Regions from separate parts of the Homo sapiens genome. Here regions 1 and 3 are each linked to region 2. Evidence: chromatin loops called from intact Hi-C (ENCODE). Cell type or tissue: mammary epithelial cell. All regions are shown on one strand.

Region 1 (8,000 bases), 190 kb after region 2:
CTTTTTCCTAACAAAAGGATGATTGATAGCACCCAAATGAACAAGGGAATTCAGGAAGAGGAAACGATAAATGAGCCTTCCTCTGCTCAAAGGAGATATTTAAACTCTTGAGTTTAGCCCACAGGATGGGCCTGTTTCCCATCTCTATACACATACTGCAGTCTTGGAGTCCAGTAGGGAGCAATTGCCAATGATCTCCATATGCATTAGACATGAAGCACTGTGAAGCTGCCAAACACTTTCAGTGTAACAGGCATATACACCTTCCTTCAAAATGATAGTGCTATAAAAACCATTCTCACACGGTCATGGAGCCTTTGTTAAATGCTAGAAAACCGTAAACTTTTCTGCCTCTCAACCACTTTCTAGATTTGGAGAGGAAGAAAAAACAAAAAGAAACAGATAATGAGGAGTAGGAAACTTGTCAGGAAAGATTTCATAGAAGGGATAACCCTTGAGCTGAGACTTGCAAGGTGAGTAAATATTCTCCTGGAATTTTGGAAGAAAGGACAATCTGAGCAAAGATTTGGAGGTGAGAAACAGCCAGACATATAAGATTCACATCTTCCACATTATTTTCATTCTCTGGCATAAGCTTATAATTTGGGATGAAGGCATTATAACCTGCTCTATTTAAATGGTTTTTCTCACCTACTTGCTTCCCAGTGGCTGGTCAGACAGATCGATTCTAAGAATATCCACCCTCAGCAAAGAGAAGCCTCAGAGTTTTAATGGAAGAGATAACATGATCAGAGTTGTGCTTTAGAAAGATCACTCGGGCAGCAGTGAGGAGGATGAAGGGGAGAAAGACAATTTGGAGTGAAATGAAATAGCCCAAAACATAGCAAGAAAAGTTGGTAGCCTGAACTAAGATTATGCAGGGAACTTGAGTAGGCTGATTATTCCTCTTTCCTGCAAACTGATGTTTTTAAAATATTTGCTCAACATTTGTTCATAGAAGGAGCTGGTTGCTAGTCCCCACACACAAAATCAGAGCTCTACATTATCCAGAACCCATTTGCTTCCTAATGCAGTTTAGTAACTGTTGGCTGCAACTGAAGCAGGCCCCATGAAGGTTTCAGCCCTCACCCAAAGGCTTTTCAGTGTACTTCTTTCAATCAATGCAGTATCCTCCTTTGAAGGCTATTGGTATATACAAGAGGTACAATGGTCTGTAAGCACCACTTATAGATTAGCATCCCAAGCTCCTAGCTGGCACGACCTTACCCCTTGGTCTGCCTTTGCTTGAATTAAAGCATAAAGAACATTTGGCCAGGTGCGGTGGCTCACGCCTGTAATCCCAGCACTTTGGGAGGCCAAGGCGAGCGGATCACAAGGTCAGGAGATTGAGGCCATCTTGGCCAACATGGTGAAACCCCATCTCTACTAAAAATACAAAAATTAGCTGGGCGTGGTGGTGCATGCCTATAGTCCCAGCTACTTGGGAGGCTGAGGCAGGAGAATCGCTTGAACCCAAGAGGCAGAGGTTGCAGCAAGACGAGATCACACCAGTGCACTCCAGCCTGGGGACAGAATGAGACTCTGTCTCAAAAAAAAAAGAAAAAAAGAAAAAAAAAGAACATTTAGGTAGGAGAAAATTGATACAGGCACTATTTTAAAAAGTATGATCTATATGGCCCAGTGACTATAAAGCAGGAGATAAGGCAGAGGAAAGCAAAGTCAGCAATGGACACTGAGAAAGAAGAATTGGAAAATAGAAGAAACTTGAAACAGATGGACTTGAAAGTTGCATTAGACAGGATTGATTAATCGCTCCCAAATCTCAATGGCTTAACATATAAAATTCTCACTTATACAAAATCCAATGTAATTCCTAGTAGGAAGGGCTTCTTGAGAGGCTCCCCTCAAAGTGATGACTCATAGACCCAGACTCCTTCCACCTTGTGGCTCTGCCATCTCATGGTTTCAAAGTTGTCCAGGTACCACCCTGTCAGCAGATGTTTAGAGTATCATGCATACTCAGATACAATGCACACACTTCCTCTCACATTCCATGGGCAGCTGCTTGTCATGAAACCCACCTAGACATACGAGGGAGTCAGAAAGTTAGTCCCTGTCTGGGCACTGCTGTCCAACAACTCTACACCGTGGAGGGGATCACAAATTTGGTCATCACCCAGCCGACTCTGTCACAGAGTCGAGGGAAGAGAAAGTTTCAACACATGAGTGACTATTACATTTAAAATTTTATAATTCAACAAATGAATGGATAAACAAAATGCAGTCTACACACAATATGCAATATTATTCAGCCTTAAAAAGGAAGGAAATTCTGACACATACTAAAACATGAATGAATCTTGAAGAATTGTGCTAAATGAAACAAGCTAGTCACAAAAAGACAAATATTGTATGATTTCACTTATATAAGGTACATAGAGTAGTCAAATTTAGGGAGACAGAAAGTAGAATGGTGGTCAACAGGGGAAAGGGGGTGAGGGAATAGGGAGTTATTGTTTAATAAGTACAGAGTTTCAGTTGAGGAATATGAAAAAGTTCTGGAGATGGATGGTGGGGATGGTTGCACAACCAAGTGAACGCACTTAATGTCACAGAACTGTACATTAAGATGGTAGAAATGGTAAACTTCACATGTATATTTATCATAATGAATTTTTAAAAACTTTTTATGAAAATGTTTAGCCCTCTGTTACAATATCTACTATCTAATATTTATTGGCCATAAATCCTTCCAGGATAGGGTCATACCTAAATAGATAATACCTAACTTTTTAATTTTTTCATATGTTATCTGCTTTAACTAAATGAATAGTCACAGAATAATTTGTCTCCAACTTGATTTCCAACTCTTGTGGAGACTAAATACCACAGGTTTTCAGGTCTAGATGTAAAAGACAACTGGATTTCTTTAAAGCTTTGCCTTGTTCCGTCATGCCTGGATTAAATACCCCAAATTCTTGACAAGTTGGTCCAGCACAAAAAAAGTAGATCAGAATGTCAGTGGAAGAAAAGCATGGGAGCAGATCATATATACACAATATCACACTTCTTTTTCTCATATATATGATATATATTTACTTAATACATGTATCACTTAAAAAGTTAACTGTAATCTACTGTAAGCATTGTGATTACAAGAGCTGGTTGCTTTATTCTGTATATTTGCCTTCTATTTCCAAAATGTATTTCATATGTGTATATTACCTTTCCAATCCACTTGTCTAAAAAGCTGTTAGGTTGCTGCAAAAGTAATTATGGGTTTTGCCATTAAAAGTAATAGCAAAAACTGCAATTACTTTTGTACCAACCTAATGTATAGTGCTCAGGCTTTCAGACTGTTGGTATTGTTAATGCTGGGGAAAAACTTTTAGCATATACATAAGGGTTGATCTCTGAGATACATCTTTCCTCCAGAGATTTTCTATCTAAAAAAATTTTAAGTATATTTGATGCCTTCTAACCTGTGCCTGCTTAATCCTTCTATAGGCTTAGTTGACCACTGTAATTTAACATTTTTCAGAGGAATAGAAGACCTCTTACTAAGAAACATGCCACATAAACAACTTTTTTAGTGATTTTAACCTTTCTAACAAATATTTCTGTTATAGAGGGGACAGAGGAAGTGACAGGATGTCCAAGTAAAATATGCAACGATGGCAAGAAATACATTTATGAAACTCTCCCCAAAGTCCTGACAAACACAATATTTGTATTCTTCAACATTTTCGCCCTTCATTCCTCTGACTCTTTTGTTTTGATTTCCTTATTTGTCTGTTCTTCTTTAGCCATCTCTGCAGCATCTTTTCAGAGAGTCATTGGGCAAAAGGGAACATGAACTCAATGCTCCTCTCCTAAAAACAAAAGTGCCTGGTATTAAGTAAGCACTTAATAACTCAAAAAAACACAAAAAACAAAAACAAAAACAGAGCCAAGACTGAAGACTACAAAGGCAGCCATTACAGTAGCAATGTAGAGATTAGCTGTTCAGTAGACTCCTCTTTCAGAGAGACTTCAATGGGACCAAATTTGTAGAACCTTAAGGAGGAGCTGAAACAGAGTAATTCATTTTTATTACCATCCTTTGAGTAAGGGAAAAAAATTATAAATTTAATAAGACTTTTTGTTTTATACATTTTTTAAACACTAAAGTTCATATAATTGGAATACAAAACTTCTTTGGGTTCTTGTCGGATTTGATCACAACTTTTTCTTTAATTGTTTCTTACATAAGCATTGTAGCTTATATAATCCAAAGTGACTTATAGTCCTGGAGTAGCAGAATCATGTTTTGTCACTTTTCTTATATCATGGTCAGAGTTAAGCACTTTTCCAGGTACTGGTAGTTGCTTTATACATACATATCAATTCATTTTTAATCAAAGAAATAAATGTGCTTGTAAAAGAAAAACAAAAATATTTTTAAAGCCTAAAAGACTTTTGTAGAAAAATAACACAGTTCTGTTTGAACATCCCCTATTCCCTACCCACCCTTGACTGAGGCAACTACTTTGAGTTCTTACAGCCATTTCTTCTAGTATTTCTTTCTATATTACTTTCCAATATGTGTGTTATTTCTTGATTTATTAAATATACATCTTCTCTATTGATTTTTTTTGCATTTAATGCCCTTACACCATCATTGCTCACACACTCAGTTCCCCTGTCCCCTTATCCCAATAAAGCCATATCATGATTTATGGTAAAGTAAATAATCAATAGTTGTACTACAATAATGATGTAAGTGTTATTCACTGCTGAGCCAAACAGTATGTAAGAATTATACTTTCCTTTATCAACAGCCTGTTTTGTTTTTTTTTATTTTCAAAGTTTTCTCCATGACTAATTATTCCATCACATCTGGGATGTGTTTGTCCATATTATTTTTCAAGAGCCTTTTTCTTTCTTTCCCCTAGAGCTCTCCCTTCTGGGCTTTTGCATGCTGTAGCAGTTTTCATTCTGATACTTCCTTCCCTTGGCTACTGTTCCTTAGCTAGCCATTTCCCAAGCCTTGTCTTTCTCTTCCTTGTTTTACATATTCCCCAAAAGCTTTCTGTGACAGGATGCATGGGAGTTACATTTTTTTTAGCTCTTGTATGTGCAAAAATGGATTGTTTTCCACACTTGATACCTGAGTATGAATGAACCAATGAATGGATATGGACATAGCATGTGTAAAGGCCCAGAGGAAAGAAAGCATTGGACATTTGTGGAATGGCGAAAGAGAAGAATAACAGGCTTGTATCAACTGAACAAACAATAAGAAAGTGGACTGCACCATTATTTTCATAAGAAGGCTATTTAAAAATGAGAGCAAAAGAAATAACTTTGCTTGAATATTATTTCAATAAATTACAAAAGCTAAGGATCCTCTAGAAGAGCACAGGGTTGTCTTATCTACATAGCTGCACTGAGTTACAGACAATATCATCAATGATTTTATAATCTATATTTTAAAATTCTAACAGCAGCAAGATGTTGCGAGGAAAAATTATTCACAGATACCTTTTCCTTCTGGCTTCTAGCAATTTCTCCTATAATATCTATGTGAGGTCATTGAGGCTATTAGGTCATATGGTAGTTTCCAAACTTGACTGGGCATCAGAATTACCAGGGGGAGCTTTAAAAAAAAAAAAAGAAAAGAAAAAAAAATCAAGTTCCAGTTCTTACTCCAGATCTACAGACTGAGAAGCTCATTTGGCTAGAGTTTGGGAGTAGGAATAGGGGATAAGTGGGAAAGGATCTGAGATGTTTGTGGGATTGCCAGTGAATGGAAGCTCACCTCTCTTGCACAGTCTCAGAGTCCAGCAACCCTGAATACGTTATTCAGGGGCAGAGGCTATGCCTTGTACAGCACTGTATCCAATGCCCAGAACTCTCTCTGGCCAAAGGCACACACTCAATAAACTTATGCTAAATTAAAAAAGGGTTGACACTCTTCACCTTAAACTGTAAATGCTGATTATATACCTGCTCCCACATCCTGCCATCCCTAACGAGCCTGCAAGATGCTTAAGTTCCTGAACAATATCCTTTATATTAGCACACCAAAGTAAAATACAAAAAGTGTAAATACATGCAAGCAATAAATATAATAAGGAAGTTATTGAAATATATAAGAAATATAGTACATAAACTATCAATTTTAACTAGATTTATTTCTGATATCAAAGCCATAAGCCAAGGCCTGTTGTGTTTTTGTTTGTTTGTTTGTTTTAAGAAAATGTAAGAGAAAATAAAATGTCAAGACTGGAGATAAGATTGAGAGGTCGAGAGAAAGAATCAAAGACCTCCAGAAAACTGCTCCATGCTGAAGCACTATTGCATTGGACAGAGGAAGAGTCCTGTTAAAAGGAGATTTTGCAATGTTTTTATTATACAACTGTTCCATAGCAGCATATAGTCTCTGTTGGATTTTTGAATAAATAAATGTTTATATGATGTGAACTGTATCCAACTATTATTTGCAAGAGATAATAAATAAAGAGCTGACTAATACCATCTTTAGCAAGGACATGAAAACTTCCTCATCCAGGAAGACAATGCTTAAGAGGGCAAATTTAACCAATGAGGTGCTGTGTTTTTTAAAAAAAGAGTCAAATGATAATAATTAATAACAAGCTTCAAAGCAATTTTCCCCAAAATGTAAAATTCAAGAACTAAAATTTAAGAATGTTAAGTTTCCTACGTCTAACAAAATGAAATATTTTATTTTGTGCATCATGCTATGCAAATATATAAAAGCTCCCACACACATAATTTTTAGTGTGTAAGTCTCATATGAAGGCAGATTTTTGTGGTAAGTAATTTTTCATCTATTTCTTTGGAAAGGAAATGGAAACTGTCAAAATAGCCTATGGTCATTTTTTTCCTTTCAGTTTCTAAATTTTTTTCTGATTATTAAAATAATATGTTTATTCATAAAGTACATACAAGTGTAAAAGAACAGGAAAAAAATTAGCCATTAATATCTTGCCATATTTTATCTTTTTTAATTCTTTACATAACTGAAATCTAGTATATAAATTTAGTATCTTGACTTTTTTCCACTTACCATCTTTGTGAATATATTTAGACCTGTTTCTGATTGCTGTCTCATTATACATTCCTAGAAGAATAAATAGGGTGTAAACATTTGAAAGACTTTAAAGTATACTGCCAAATTGCTTTCCAGAAATTTTGTACCCATTTGATAAGGATGCTCATTCTGTCTCACTCTGCTTAGCACCTGATTTAAAGAAAACTGTTTTTTGCTAATGTAAAAGACAAAAATGTAATTTTCTTTTTGTTTTAATTTGCACTTCTTTGAGTCCTAGTGAGATCATTTACATTTACTGGATTGTTATATTTTTATTATGTGAATGGAAGATTCACATCCTTTGCCCATTTACCTCCCAAGGTCTTGCTGCTTTAAAAAAATCATTTTGTATGAGTTATTAATAAATTAAAATTATACATCCGTCTATCATACTTCTTGCAAAAACCACTTTCTTCATTCTAAGTTACACTGACGGGAAGTTGAACTGATGAGAAAACATTACTTTTATAACAGCTTTTAAAAAAATAAAGAAGGGAGCCAAGATGGCCGAATAGGAACAGCTCCAGTCTACAGCTGCAAGCATGAGCAATGCAGAAGATGGGTGATTTCTGCATTTCCAACTGAGGTACCTGGTTCATCTCACTGGGGAGTGTCATACTGTGGGTGCAGGACAGTGGGTACAGTGCACCGTGCATGAGCCAAAGCAGGGCGAGGCATCGCCTCACCCAGGAAGCACAAGGGGTCAGGGAATTCCCTTTCCTAGTCAAAGAAAGGGGTGACAGACGGCACCTGGAAAATCAGTTCACTCCCAACCTAATACTGCGCTTTTCCAATGGTCTTAGCAAAGGGCACACCAGGAGATTATATCCTGCACTGGCTCAGAAGGTCCTACGCCCACAGAGCCTCGCTCATTGCTAGCACAGCAGTCTGAAATCAAACTGCAAGGTGGCAGCAAGGCTGGGGGAGGGGTGCCTGCCTTTGC
Region 2 (8,000 bases):
AATAGGGATGAAAATACCTGCCCCAAGATTCACAGGCCATAACGTGTAAAGAGAACTTTGCAATAGCAGGAAAATTAAAGAATATTGTAAAAGCCATCACTGATAAACAGCAGCTTGGCCAACAGTTAAAAAGAAAGCTTGGTTGTGAAGTAGTAACTGTGTCAGAATTATACCTTAGAGTATAAAAAGAAGCGAGAGTAAGTATGCAAGTACTGAAAGCAATTTAAGGGGCCCACTTTAGCTCTAGCTCAGAAGGAATATGTAAATGAAGTATTTATTTAATCTAGAGAGGCCTCAAGTCTCTTTTCTTTTTCATATGTCAATATTTCTTTTATCTAAAAGGAAAAAGAATCAAATTCTTGATTGGAATATTTTCAGTAGTTTAAAAATATATATATCTGAAGCAATCAGTCTTACTTTATAGCCGTAGGTCCTAACCTGGACTGATTTTGCCCCCGAGGGGACATCTGGCAATGTCTGGAGACATTTTTGGTTGTTACAATGGAGGGCTTGCTACTGGCGTCTAGTGAGTCGAGGCCAGAGATGCTGCTAAGCATCCCACAATGCACAAGACAGGCCCTCACCACAAAGAACTAAGTGTCCCAAAATGTCAGTAGTGCTAAAGTTGAGAAAAAATATATTTGGCATTATATTATGGAATATTTCATCAGTCTTGTATCATATCACACTACTTATCACAATGAAAGTTGCATTTTTAAAGTTTTATCCTGTATAACAATGCCTATTGGAACAGAACATTAAGGGAAAATGTGCTTGTATTTCTGATAAAACATCTGATGCATGATGCTATGACCCTCAACCTCATCAAAGAGCCAGAAATTTCCCTGGTTAAGGTTTATTTTTGATTCATTTTCTTTTTCTCATCCACATACCTCTTTCTATTTTCACATATTGAAGAAATAGAGAATGGAGCTTGATTTTCTGGGAGGGAACATATGAATGAATATATATATTTCTGAAGCACCACAGAGAAATATTATATAATATGCTGTGTGTTTTAATAATGTCTCAGAGAAAGTCGGCATGGTTGAGTTAAAATAAGCTAAATATAAATTCTCAGGTAAGCATACTTATGTGTGAGTATGTGTGTCCAAATATTTTTGGTTTAAACAATAAATAATATACAGCTAGTGAAGACAATTTATATAGAAAAGAATCTTGCGATGGGAGAATCAGGGAACTTTCTTTCTAGTATCAGCTAGGTGACTAAGTTAATTAAATTTATCTGGGTCTCAATTTCCACATATACAAAAGAGAATGACAAACTAAATGGTCAGGAAATTTATTTCCCGTTTCAAAATTCCATAACCCTAAACGTGAGTATTGAATTAATAGGTTTTAAAGTAGCTATATTATACTTCCCAGCAAGAAAAAATTATCCCGTAGAGTTTAGCTCTGTTGGAACCTCCCCTACATCCTAATCCTATCTCCCCAGAAACACTGTCTCCAAGTGAATTCTAACTTAATAAACATCACTAGTTGTTTGCTGCGTTTTAGGGCCAAAATACGTGATGATGATGTCATCACGCAGTGGTAAACACCGACTGGAAGAGGTTGTGATTTCACAGATATTTTACTTCTTAACAAAGCTATTTAATGGATACCACTGGCCATTATGAAGAACTCGAAGACAGTTACAGCAGGCTAACAAACCACTTGACTCAAATTGAGCTATGAATCAGAAATGATCATATACAGCAGCTAATTTTTTAAACCCAGAATGCAAATACGAATTGTAAAAACAATTAAATTATTTGATTTCATTTACACTGGTGAAACATGATTTTTATGGAATTTACTGTCTGACCAGCAGATGTCAGTGCAACCTAATTAACTAACATTTTTAGTAGTTTAAATACCTGCCAGTAAACTAAGTGAAGTAGTCTTAAAATAGCAAAGTCAAAAACCTACTGTCAATGTTTTTGATTAAGAATATCTAAGTAGAGCTATAGAAAATATCAATCCTTCAAAAGTTAAATTAAATGGGTCCTTGCCTAGGTAAATCATATTACATAAGTTATGACACCTTGTTATCATAATTTCTGTGACAATAGCATTTCTCAGTGACATATAGAAGACATGACCTTAATTAAATACAAAATGCTAATCTGTGGCGAAGTGTTAGACTAGCACGTTATTTTAAAAACTCACATATCATAGACACTTGAGTCAAATGTAACTTAATTGTCTCTGAGTGGTGTATACAAAGCCTTGGAAGAACCCATTAATTCCCAATGAACACTAAACATTAGTAATGTGATACCATTTGTTTTCTACAATGCAGCCTTTTGCATTCAGCAAAAATTGTAACTGTAATGACAATAACAGCAGCACCTATTATGTGCTGAACATTCAGCTTATATTATCCCATATAATCTTTGTAACAACCCTGCCATGTAGAGGCCTGTGTCACCCACACCTTGAGGATAAAGTAACTAACATTCAAAGAGGTTAGGTAATTTTTCTAATAAAAGTTACACAGCAGCCAAAATGACAAACTTCAGATAGTTCCAAGGCTGTACTCTTCCCTTTATGCAATATTCCATTCCTTTAAAAATGCTATTTTATGACCTTTTATTGAAAAGGCCTCTCATCATTTATCACACTTAATGCTAAAACTATATTTTATACAAAATATTTCTACAACAATGATATGGCACACAACGAGAAGTAGACTAAGAATAAATGAAGGAGTATGTGTACAATTACTTTTGAAAAGCAAAAGCCATAATTTCTTATAAAGTAAAACATGCCCTCACCATATAGTAGCAATCCCATGCCTAGGTATTTACCTAAGACGTATTAAATATATGTCCACACAAAGACCTATACTCAAATATTTATCAAAACTTTGTTCATAATCATCAAAATTTGAAAACAACCCAAATTTCCATCAGCTAGTTAGAGGATAAACATATTGTGGTTTATCCATACAGTAGCATGCTGCTCAGCAATAAAAAGAAACAAACTACCTTTACATGCAACAGCATAGCTGAACCTCCAAAGCATTAAGCCAAGTGAAGGCAGACAGACACAGAAAGCCATATACCATATGCTTCCATGTATATGACATTCTGGAAAAGGCGATACTCTAGGGACAGAAAACAGATCGGTGATTGCCAGGGCCTGGAGGTAGAAGTGGGGGGTTGGGTATGAAAGGGCATGAGGAAATCTCCAGGGATGATAGATATATTCTAGATCTGATTGTGGTGAATGGTGATAAGACTATATACATTTATCAAAACTCATAGAATTGTACACTTAAAATTGGTGAATTTTACTTTATGTAAATCTTACTTCAACAAATCAGACTTTTTTAAAAAGTGAAAGACATTAGACATATAGAAAGTATTAGTGACGTCACCATTAATAAAATTTCTGAAGAGTTGAGCCAAACAATAAGAGATAGAAGAAAAGTTAACAAACAACCCGAATCTTTGCCTAGTCTGGGAATGTAGGAGAACAGAAACCAGGGCTCTGGTATTAGCTTGCCAACCTGCTTGTGTGATCTTGAGTGAGGCATTACTTCTCTCCAAGTCTCAGTTAACTTACTATTAAATAAATTGCAGTAAACATTTAAATTCTTTAAACTTCTTGAACTCTTCAAGCTAGAAAAACAAACCCCAAAAAGTATAAGGTTCACTGTTCCAAAAATTCTCCCCCTTGCTGATCATTAAAGAAAAGCCCAAGTATGACATGTAATTGCTTTGGTAGAGAAATGGGGTTCACAGTATTCACTATTAGCACTCACCATTCCTTCAGAGAGGGTAATTATTCTATGTGGCCAGCAGGTGTCATTCACTCATTTATGAAACCTGATAATTCTCATATCCAAATGCTTTTTTAAATGAATGTTGGCTTAATATTTTCATTTGTAGCGATTATGAACATTGTTTCTCTCGGTAAATGCTTACAGGAAGGAAGATATCCTAAAAATTCAACCTAGTCCTCCATTTTTTTCTCAGTCCTCATCAGGTATGCTAATTAAATCTATATATCAAGATGAAAAAAACATCTTTTACTCCGTGATGTTTAATGTTTCAAAGATTTTTAGGAAACAAAGCAATGGCTTTATGAACATTACTTACCCAGTCTTGGCACACTCAGTCCTTTAACAACATTCTCGTCATTCTGTGTCACTCCCTGCCTGAAGCCTTCCCCTGGCAACTCCGATACCACAAAACTTTGTTATCCTAAGTAAAGCAACTTCCACACTGTCTTATAACTATTTATGTATAAATCTACTTCTCATCTCTTTTGACTACTCTTCAAACCATAAATTCATAGGTTATACCAGTGCTGTGTACCCAAGCATGCAGCATAGCATCTTGTGCTCAATAAATGTTGGTTGATGGTGAACAAAAATGTAAATGAATATTTGAAACAATTTTACCATCTCAAAACAGATGGTGTTTCTATGACCAGGTGAAAAGTAAAAGGACTAAGGGATGGTGAGATCAATTGAAAAACACATAGAGACACATGCCTATTTTCCCTGGAAAAGCATATGGGATAACTGTGACTTATAGATAGAAGAGTAAGGGCAGCAGCATATAGAATCCAAAAATTTGAGATAATAGGGCAGATACATAGCTTACGGAATGAACTAGCAGGAAGTCTTAACCTTTTTGTGCCAAAGACATTTGAGGATGCCTATCAACCCTTTCTCCAAATAATGTTTTTAAAAACATAAAACACATACGATTACAAAGAAAACTAATTGAATTTAAATATAGTTATCAAAATATTTAAAACTATTTATAAGATCTAGCAGCAGACTTAAAATAACTTATAATTTCATAAAAGTGAAGAGTGTAAATGATATTTTGAGAAATCTGCGACAACTGTAACATGATATGAAAAAATATTTTTGACAGTCACAGGTACTGCTGATCTTCTGTAGTTTTTGCCTAAATTCACAATTGGTGAAAATGCTAGATTTCAGTCGAGTGAAATTGAAGTTGTAATTTTTTTCTGAAATTACATAGATCCCTTAAATTCTATTTGTGAACCACTTGAGGTGGATCTATGAACCCAAGGTTAAGGGTTAAGAACCCCTGGGCTGAATACAGGTTAGGATGGTGGGAAACAAGGAGTTATGAAGGGTGAGGGAACAAAAGGATTTTTCTTCTACAGACAGAGTTTATCTCTCTCTCTCTCTCTCTCTCTCTCTCTCTCTCTCTCTCTCTCTCTCTCTCTCTTTCTCTCTCTGTCTCTCATTCTCAAACTCACAATATTGGCCAGGTGTGGTGGCTCATGCCTACAATCCCAGCACTTTGGGAGGCTGAGGCAGGAGGATCACTTGAGCCCAGGAGTTCAAGACCAGCCTGGGAAACATAGTAAGACCTTATCTCTAAAATAATAAAATAAAATAAAAATGGAACAATAAAGCTCACAATATTCACTTCCCCACCTCTCATTTTTTCTTTACCTCATTACAATAGGGATTATATCCCTATCACTCCCTAAAATCATCCTTTTCCAAGTCTTGCCTGATATCTAGGCATTACACAGTCTGGTGGGTATGGCTTGGTTCTTACCTTATTTGATTTCTCTTTGGCTTTTTCACTGTTAACTACTCTCTTTTCAAATGTCTTTCCTCCCTTTGACTTCACTTTTTCTTTTTCTCCTTTCTCTTTGTAGGCTCCTTTTTAGCCTCCTATCCTGTCTTCTCTTCTTCTGATGGTGGATATGTCCCTGGAGTTCTACCTCTATTTTGCTTCTCTTCTCACTCTGCACACTTTCAATGAAATGCTTTATCAATCTAGTCTATGTCTCTAGCCCAAGCCTCTTTCCTGAATCTAGATCTCTATATTCAACTCTCTATGAGATACTCTTCTGATATGTACCAAGTATCCCTCAAACTCAACGTATCCAAAATTAAACTCATCCTCTTCCCCTCCCTGGTTCTTTGTTTTCATTTCCTACTTTGGTGAATGACATTACAATCCAAAACCTGCCCGACTCAAAAGTCTAGATGTTATTTTTTACTTCATCTTCTCTCACACCACCAAACATAAAATCAATGGCCAAGTTTTAAAGATTATTCATCTTTAAGATAGCTCAAGCTTGTCCCTTTTTCCCAGCTCTACTATTACTGCCTTGGATATTCTAATAGCTACCGGCAATCGTTGTTTCTAATTTGTCAAGTATTATGCCAAGTATTTTACACATGCTGTCTTATTTAATTCTCATATTATCCCCTGAGGTAAGAATCATACCTATAATTACAAATGAGGAAACAGAAGCCAAAGAGGGGTAAGAACTTGTCCAAAGTCATAGGGATTCTAAATGGCAGAGCCTGGATGGGAACCTCAGTCTGTTGGACTGCAAAGCTACATGCTTCCTTGTTGCTCTCAGGATCTCTGGTGTTCCTCACCTACACTCTACTCATCACGCTACCACTAAAATTCTTCTCGGAGGCAAGTCTGATCACCTTACTGTGCTGCTTGTGATTTTTCAGTGTTCTTGAGAATCTTCACCATAGTGCTCACACTCCTATCCTGGCCTTTATTTGGTCAGGCCTAATGAGCTCAGACCTCCCAACCTCTCCAGCCTCCCCTCTAACAACCATACAGCTTGTGCTCCACACCCAGGTGCTTCCCACCCCACCCACACACCTCAGTTTCCCACTCTGCTGTATTCATTTGCAAGGGCTACCCTAAAAAGGACCACAGACTGGGTGGCTTAAACAACAGACATTTATTTTCTCACAGTTCTGGAGGCTGGAAGTCTAAGATCAAGGCGTCAGCAGGGGCAGTTTCTTCTGAGAGCTATGAGGGAAGATCCGTTCCAGTCCTCTCCCCTTGGCTTATAGATGGCTGCCTTCTTGTTGTGCCTTACATGGTCTTCCCTTTGTGTGTACAACCCTGATGTCTCTCTGAGTATCCACATTTCTTCTTCTTATAATAAAGACATCAGTCAGATTAGATTAGAGCTCAACCTAACAGCCTCATTTTAAGTTAATTACCTCTTTAAAGGCCCCATCTCCAAATACAGTAATATTCTGAGGTACTGGGAGTTAGAGCTTCAACATATGAACTTGGGAGGGGACACAATTCAGACTCTAGCACCCACTAACCCAGCTAACTCTCACTCACCCCTCTGGATGCATTTGCTCATGTCACCCTCCCTAGGAAGTCTCTGAAGCCCTAGATCTGAGTTAAGCTTCCCTCTATTGTAGCACTTCGTATTCTATATTGTAATTTCCTTTTTACTTCTCCAAAACCTCCATTGGATCTAACTCCTTGAGGGCAGGAGCCGTGTCTTATTATTTATTTTTCTAGCCACAGCCCCCAAACCCCAAAGCTGAATCACATAGGTGTTTAATCAGCTAATTAATCAGACAAAAATATATTGGTTCATATTTTCCAGATCCTTGTTTTGGTCAGGCACTTTTCAGGAAATTAATGTTAAAGTGGCAAAAGGCAAACAAGTCCAAATAAAGCCCCTCCTCTCATGGAGTAAATATTTTCACAGGAGGACAATAAGTTGGTGAAAATACGTGATATAATCTCTGGCCCCGATAAAGAAAATAGAGTAATGTGATGGAGAGTAGCTATAGGAGACTTCTTTCACTGGTGGTTCAGGAAAAGCTGGAGGAGGATGTGAGGTGTGGTTTGAATGATGAGTTGTTAAGGCATGCTCTGTGGGAAGAGAATTTCAGGCAGAGAGAACATCAGGGGCAAAGGCCCCAATATAGGAATAAACTTGGCAAGTTTGGGGGATGACAAGAATGCCAGAGGACTGCAGAGCAGTAACTGAAGGTGAGAGTAGAAGGAAATAATGCCAGAATCTTGAGCTGTGGACTAAGTACAAAGGAAGCCTCTGAAATGTTTTCACCGGGGATGGGATATGACGATTCATATGCTTAATAAGATCACTCTGGATGCTGTATAGGATGTAGATTTTAGAAGGGCAAGAGTGGGACAGGGGGACAAATTAAGAGATTGCTGGCACTAATTCAGAGAAGTGGTTCT
Region 3 (8,000 bases), 120 kb after region 2:
CTCTATTCATTGGACAGCACTTAGGCTCTAGAGATTTCTTGTTGTCCTTTTCAACCACATTTATCTTATTCACCAACTCCGTGGGCCTTCTCTAAGATACAGCAGTGAGCTAATATAAAAACTTCATCTATACTATTTTATTTATGCTTATGCTTCCAAGGTACCATGTAAGTACAACTATTTTATTTGTTGGTTTACTTCTCTATATTCTGGCCTTTTCATAAAATGTTTGAAGTAACTAATAAAAATGTTTTTAATAAAATGTACACATAAAGAAAAAAACACATTGAGACAAAAAATGCAAATTCAAACTTGTATACAAATGTAAACAAGGGAGAAATAGTAAACAAACAAAATAGGCCGTAAAATAGTACACAGATGCTACAGTTAAGTTCTAAATTTGGCTAACAATATTTCGGTGATCAATGGAATTCAGAAAACAGTGGAACGTTTTCATAGGACTGAAAGGAAAAAAAACTGTCAACTTAGAATATATTTTGATACCAATAAAAGTACCGTTCAAAATGAAACACACACACAAAAGGCTTTCTCATACATAAAACACTGAAAGAATTAGTGATAAGCAAACATATACTGTGAGAAATGATAATGGAAGGTCTTCAGATGGAAAGAGATATCAGAGGAAAATTTAAATCTACAGAAAAGAATAATGAGTACTGAAAACGGTAAATATGTGGTTAACTATAAAGTTTTTCTTAATTTTCAGATACCTTTAAGAGACAATTGATTGCCTATAGTAAAAATGAAAACAATATATTTTTGGGTTGAATACATCTCTAGAATTAAAATGTCCTACAGCACAAAGGCTGAAAGGGAACAGGAAGTGTAAAGAAGTTCTGTTGTAAAGTTCTTCTATGTGAAGTGGCATAATATCATTTGAAGGTAAATTGTGATAAATTAAAGGCATGCACGATAACCCCTAAAGCAATTACTAAAAACCAAAACATAAAATAATAACAATTAAGCTAACAAAGAAGATAAAATAGAATTGTAAAAAATATACACTATCTATCCAAAAGAAGGCAGAGAAAAGAGGAAATATGGAGTAAAGAACAGATGGGATTCATCCTACACCATAAACAAAAATCAACTCAAAATGGATTAAAGACTTAAATGTAAGCCTTGAAAGTATAAAACTCCTAGAAGAAAAGATTGGGGAAAAAATTCATGGCATTGGTCCTGGCAATGAATTTATAATTATAACACCAAAAACACAAGCAGAAATTGAAAATAGACAAGTGGGACTATATCACATTAAAAGGTTTCCACACAGTAAAGAACACAAACAACAAAATGAAAAGGCACCTATGGAATTGGAGAAAATATTTGCAAACCAAATATCTGATAATGGGTTAATTTCCAAAAGATATTAGAAACTCTTACAACTCAATAGCAAAGGAAACTATCAACCCGGTTTAAAAACTAAGCTCTGGACTTGAACAGACATTTTTTCCAAAGAAGACATAGAAATGGACAACGCATATGTAAAAAGATGCTCAATGGCGCTAATCATCAAGGAAATGAAAATCAAAACCACAATGAGATATTGCCTCACTCCCGTTAGAATATATATGACAGTAAGTGTTGGCAAGGGTGCGGAGAAACTGGAATCTTTGCATACTGCTGATAAGAATGCAAAATGATACAGTCATTATGGAAAACAGTACAGAGGTTCCTCAAAAAATTAAAAATAGAATTCCCACATGATCCAGCAATTCTACTTCTGGGTATTTATTCAGAAGAATTGAAATCAGAATCTCAAGGAAAATTAGCACTCTCATGTTCATTGCAGCACTATTCAAAATAGCCAAGATGTAGGAACAACCTAAACGCCCACTGATGGATGAATGAATAAAGAAAATGTGACACATACATGTAACGGAATATTAGCCTTAAAAAAGAAGGAAATCCTGCAATATGTGACAGCATGGAGGACATTATGCTAAGTGAAAGAAATCAGTCCGATACAAATACCACATGACTCCACTATATAAGTATCTAAAATAGTCTGATAGAAGCAGAATAGAATGGTGGTTTTCAGGGGCTGGAGTAAAGGAGAAATGGGGAGTTGCTAATCAGTAGTATGATGCTTCAATAATGCAAAATAAATAAGCTCTAGAGATCTCCTTTACAAAATTGTACCTCTGGTTAACAATGTTGTATTGTACACTTAAAGATCTATTAAGAAGGTAGATTCATATTAACTGTTCTTGCCACAATAAAGTAAGAATAAAACAACAAAAGGACACATATAAAACAAATAACATAATGATAGATTTAAACTCAACTAACCATATCAATAACAATAAATACAAATGTCTAAAGATTTCAATTAAAAGGGAAAGATTGTCATGTTAGCAAGAAAAGCAAGTTCCAATTATATTATGTCGGCAATAAATCCACTCTAAATATAAATGCACAAATAGGTTGACACTCAATGGATAGAAAATTGTAACATGCTAATACTAACTAAAAGACAGCTTGAGTGACTATATTCATATGACACAAATTAGGTTTCAGAGCAAAAATTCTTACAAGGAAATAGGTTTTTACATAATTATGAAAATTAATCAATTTTCATAATTCATCAAGAGGATATAAAAATCATAAACAACTATTTACCTAATAAGAGAACTTAGAAGTACATGAAGCAAAATTGATAGAACAGAGAGGAGAAACAAATAAATCTAAAAATATAGTTGGAGATTTCAAGATCCCTCTCTAATTAATTGATATAAAAATTGGACAAAACTGTAAAGACTTGAACAATACTATCAACCAATTTAATACACATTTATGGGACAATCCACCCACAGCAGCAAACTACACATTCTTTTCATGCACATGGAACATTTATTAAGATATGTCATATTCTGGCCATAGAACAAGTCTCAATAAATGTAAAATGATTACATTCATACATTATATGTTCTCTGACAAAAACTGAATTAAACTGGATATCATTAATCAAAAGATATATAGAAAACCATAAAATGTACAATTACCAAGTAATACTTCTAAATAACCCATGAATAAAAAAGCAATTCAAATGGAAATCAGAAAGCACATTGAATTGAATGAAATATCATATCAAAATGTCTGGAATACAACTAAAGTAGTCTTCAGGGAGAACTATTTAGTACTAACAGCCTACATAAGAAAAGAAAGGTCTGAAACAAATGGCCTCCACGTTAAATTTAAGAAACTTAAAAAAAAAAAAAAAAAGCAAATCCAAAGAAAACAGAAAGGTAATAAAGGTAATAAAAATTAGAGCAGAAATCAATAAATTTGTCAACATATAAATAAAAGAGAAAATCAGTGAAATCAAAGCTGATTCTTTGGGAGCACTAATAATATTTGTAACTCTCTAGCCAATCTGGTCAGGCAAAAAGAAGAAACATCACTATAGACATTACAAACATTAAAATAGTAATAAGGGAATATCAGGAACAACTTAATGCCAATAAATGTTAAAACTTAGATGGGATAGACAATTGTCTTGAAAGTCACAACTACCAAAGCTCACTTAAAAAGAAATTGATAGACTAAATAGCCCTGTATATGTTTTTAAAATTAAATTTTTGGTTAATAATCTTCCACCAAAAAACTTTAGATCAAGATTGTTTACTGATAAATTCTACAAAGCATTTAAGGAAGAAATATTACTAATTCTCCAGAAAATGTTACAGAAAATTGAACAGGAAAGAACACTTTCCAGCTCATTCTGTGAACAACTAGGGGAACAGTTTGAGGCAGATGGAAATTGAGATGCTTATGAGATATCTATGGAGATGACCAATAGATCTCAGGAAGCAGAGAGGCTGAGTCTTAGAATGTATATTTGAAATTATGACCATTGAAACCGTAAGAAAGATGAGGTCATCAGGGGAGAGTATCTAAAATGAAAGGAGAACTGAGTATGGAATCCATGGTACAACATTCAAAGAATACATGAAAGAAGGTTGTGAGGGAAGTAAGAGCCAGAGAAACAAGAGAAAAACTAGTATAATGTGATGTAATAAAAATAGATTTAAGGATTACGGAGTGGTCAACTATCAACGCTGAAAACAGGACGAATAAAAACAGATTGCATTTGGTGCTATGACAGGCTGAAATTTTCACACTACAATTCAGATGTGCAAAAAAACCTTTATTACCTAGCATTGATTTGCTCTTGCCATGACTCATCATTTCTGTTGATACCAGAAAAAGTACTTCAATTAATTGAAAGCATTTCTTTCACTTTAAAAGCATTTTTTCATATTTACCGATCCTTTCAATATTCCTTCCCTGCCCTCCTTTCCTCCTCCCGGGTGCCATGGGGCATATGGAGGCAGTGGGAGTCTTGTGCTCCCCAAGCTGTTGCTGGCGCATTCTGACCTCTGCTGGATAACCATTGTCCTGTGCAGTGTTGCCAGTGTAGCTGGTCCCGCCTAATCTTGGCATCACATTATTAACTACTGAGAACTGTAGACCTTGCCATTTTGTCTGGTCATAATGTTCCCACACTTTGTGGTTTTCTAATTCCAGTTCCAGGTCACTTCTTGTCCGCTAACCTCCTCAGGCCTCTTTTCCTATGCTTCTCTATTGCTCCCATGCTGCATTAGAAAATGCAAGTCTTCTTTGAGAAGCTTCCACTTGTGGGGAAGGGGAGTACTAATTCCAATGCTTCTTTAGTTCCCTCAAAAATATTTAAATGATTCTACTCCATTGCCCCTCCCATATTTGATCCCAAAGCAGAGAGCAGCAAGGACATTTGTGTTTAATATCTTGTCACTTTTTTCTTTCTTGGCTTCTCTTCCCAGTAGTAGAAGAGCTTTCTCCCCATCTGTGTATCAGGGGCCTACTGTACATTTTTCATCTTCTCTATATTCTGGTTTATTACACTATATCTTGAAGCTCTTACTATATTAGAAGAATTTCTGGAATGTAGAAAAGTGTCTTACTTTCTATATAGTCTTCCTTATAAAGCCATTGTATTCCTGTGGATTTAAATAAATCTGGTTGAAATCTCAAACTGAGCAATGATTCTTTCTCACCTGGCTTCTCTCTGCCTCCATGAAACAATGAATGGCTGAGTGGAGAAACTGTGGGACAAGCAGAAATTAGAGATTATCAGAAATGAAAATAGCTTTACATTTCAAAATTATCCCCATTTTATTAGTTAAGAAAATATTACTAGTGAACTAGTCTTATAAGGGCTGGTAGAGATAGGGGTTGAAGACAGGAAAAAGTGTTTGAATGAGAGACTGTTTCCAGAAAATATAAGAAGAGGCAGTTGTAAATTTGAAAGAAAGTTTAATGGCTGAGTGTGGTGGCTCAAGCCTGTAATTCCAGCACTTTGGGAGGCTGAGGTGGGCGGATCACCTGAGGTCAGGAGTTTGAGACCAGCCTGGCCAACACAGTGAAACCCTGTCTCTACAAAAGATACAAAAAATAACTGGGTGTAGTGGTGGGCACCTGTAGTCCAGGCTACTCGGGAGGCTGAGGCAGGAGAATTGCTTGAACCCGGGAGTTGGAGGTTGCAGTGAGCCAAGATCGCACCACTGTACTCCAGTCTGGGCAACAGAGTGAGGTTCTCTCTCAAAAAAAAAAAAAAAAAAAAAAAAAAAGCTTAGCCTTAGACAGGAAAGGTCTTTTCAAAACTCAAGGTTCAATTAATACCTTCTAGGGTAAACACTTACTTTTATTAGAACAGTGTTTCCCAAATATAGGCATAAAAATCACTGCGGATATTTTTAAAAATTTAATTTCCAGGCCCCACCTAACGGAGTCTATAACAGTAGGTTTGGAATAGTGCACAAGACTCTCTATTTTTAATGAGTACCCCATGAAATTCTCATGATGAGGAGAGTTGGGAAATACTGCCAGGACACTAGTAAATGGCAAGTGTGTAACATTAAGAGTTAACTCAAAAATGACTAGACCATTTAAATAAGAGGAACTCAAACAAATAAGAAGCAAGGCTTTATGAGATTGTCACAAGGCAAAATAAACTGGCTTTTTCAGTTTTCTGCCTGGGAGCATGAAATTATTTTCACAAAAATGTCGAGTGTCCATAAAACTTGGCAAGACAACGACAGAAATCCCAGTGAAAAGCAACTCCTTGAGTCTGCTGCTTTTTAAGTAGGATTCATGTGAATATTTCTAAATTTCTAAGTACCAGATATGACCCCAAGCCAAAGTAATAATGTTCATTTTTATCATGCATTCAAGGTTCTATATTTAATAGTCCTTCTTGTTAGATTTAGCATAATAATATTCAATGTCCTGGTAATTGAATGAATTGTAATTGCATGCAGGCTGGATTAAAGAAAAGAAGAAAAGTAGTCATAACAGTCTTAATTACAAATTCTGATTTTAAAAATCTTTTTACATAGACTAAAACTTTCATTTGAGAAAGTTAGTTAAAATTCATCACAATACAATTCAATTTAGTGGTGATTCACCATGCCCGCCTTACCCACAAAATCAATGTCGTCTCCTCATTCTTCTTCTTTTCAAGACTGAAACATTGCCTTTGCAATGTTTTACTGCTCCATAATGCCCCCAAAGTCCCTTTCAATGAGAAAAGAACTAAAAACAATAAAATGCTCTCTCCTGATAGCATTGTTCTTCACTAAAAAACCCAGACATTTGGTTCCATTCAATTTGTTATACTCTTCTCAAGCAAGCCTTGCAGATTAGCCCCTTTTGAGAGAAACCATGCTCTTCAATAGCAGCAAAGCCTGAAAAGCCAGGGCACACTTTTTTTTTTCTTTTTTTTTTTTTTCAGAAGTGAAATTTTCACTATCATTGTGACTAAAACAAAAGCTTTTCCCAAGAGCATTACAAATGTTCCTTTTCTCTCTGCAGGGAAGCCTGGCCATTATGAATCCATAGCAGAAATTACTTGTTAGTGTTAGGATTAGTTTAAATATTTTATTTTTCTCCTCAAGACTCCATTGAAGTTGATTAAGCAAAGGATACAAAAAAGATTCCCTAGGCCTCTGTTTGGCTAAATGTAAGAAAACTTTATCTAAAATAAAGTGAGGGGAAAAAGTTACCCATTGGAAGGGATCTTAAAGTTTATCTGGCCAAAACTCTTAATTTTACACAAAAGAAAACTGAAGCTCCTTAATATATAAGATGATTGACCCCAGTTATTGCCTTCCCCAGTAATTTTAGTGGTCACTTTGATTGGTACTAGCATATTCCCCAAATCTGCAATTAGCAGAGCAAAAGAGACATTTCTGAGGATTCAATATGGGAAACAGACTTTAAAAAATTTCTTTGTTAGATCATTATTTGAACATGCATTTCCTCAAGAAATGTTTGTGAGCCTGTATAGACTTTTCTTTATTTGTAAGCAATCTTGATTTCTGTCTGATAATTTTCCTACATTATTCATCCAGAGCAGAAAAGGTGATGGTGATGGTTACATGATGTAGACTGCCATGAATTTTTTCAACCTGTTATTTAGTCATGGTTTGACTACCACAAAATCAGAATAAGAGATTGCAAGTTTCCCATAAATTCAGAAAATATTCTAGCAGCTGAGAACCAATACTATCAAAAGTCTACAGTGAGATTTGAATCCATTTCTAAGAAAACCAGACAATGAAATCTATGAGGTTACTAAAAGTTTACTGATATAATATTATAATATTATGAAAGTGCTAGTGTATCTCCACTGAAATCAACCATTTACTTCCTTCCCAGTAGAATATTGGACAAATAAATGAGATAGTTTCATATTCCGATTTATAAACAATATCTGCTGCAGAGGGAAAGCCCTGGCAAGTATCTTCTATGCTTCACTTTAATGGCAGTCAGCCAGAGAAGGTGATTGCATCCAACAGCAATCACTCCCACTTCAGAGACCAGGAGAGTCAGGGAAAAAAGTTTTCTTCTTCCCCAAAGTTGTCAGCTACCATCCAGGTCTAAGACTTGCCTGCCTTCCTTTACCCATCTCATTTCTGTGACGTCCCTTTAAAGGC

Evidence for each region. Peaks named below come from ENCODE experiments on the same cell type or tissue, not always from the same donor. Only the 100,000 strongest peaks of a DNase experiment are listed, where the experiment ranks them.
Region 1: a loop joins it to region 2, with 11 times the contacts of the local background. A loop is called at or near these places in 2 of 110 quality-filtered maps.
Region 3: a loop joins it to region 2, with 9 times the contacts of the local background. A loop is called at or near these places in 3 of 110 quality-filtered maps.

What each region holds. Positions count from the first base shown.
Region 1 is chr1:100,668,672-100,676,671 of GRCh38, reverse strand. The region is part of intron 1 of LOC124904231 (a long non-coding RNA gene); the gene reads right to left. Among named protein-coding and RNA genes, the nearest start is that of LINC01349, 26 kb to the right of the region's middle. In mammary epithelial cell, a CTCF peak has its summit at 4,906; no DNase peak of the experiment used is centred here.
Region 2 is chr1:100,862,396-100,870,395 of GRCh38, reverse strand. No RefSeq gene overlaps it. Among named protein-coding and RNA genes, the nearest start is that of EXTL2, 28 kb to the left of the region's middle. In mammary epithelial cell, CTCF peaks have their summits at 1,833 (motif pointing right) and 3,801 (motif pointing right); a DNase peak (open chromatin) is centred at 7,675; H3K27ac peaks cover 578 bases.
Region 3 is chr1:100,746,599-100,754,598 of GRCh38, reverse strand. No RefSeq gene overlaps it. Among named protein-coding and RNA genes, the nearest start is that of VCAM1, 31 kb to the right of the region's middle. In mammary epithelial cell, no CTCF peak of the experiment used is centred here; no DNase peak of the experiment used is centred here.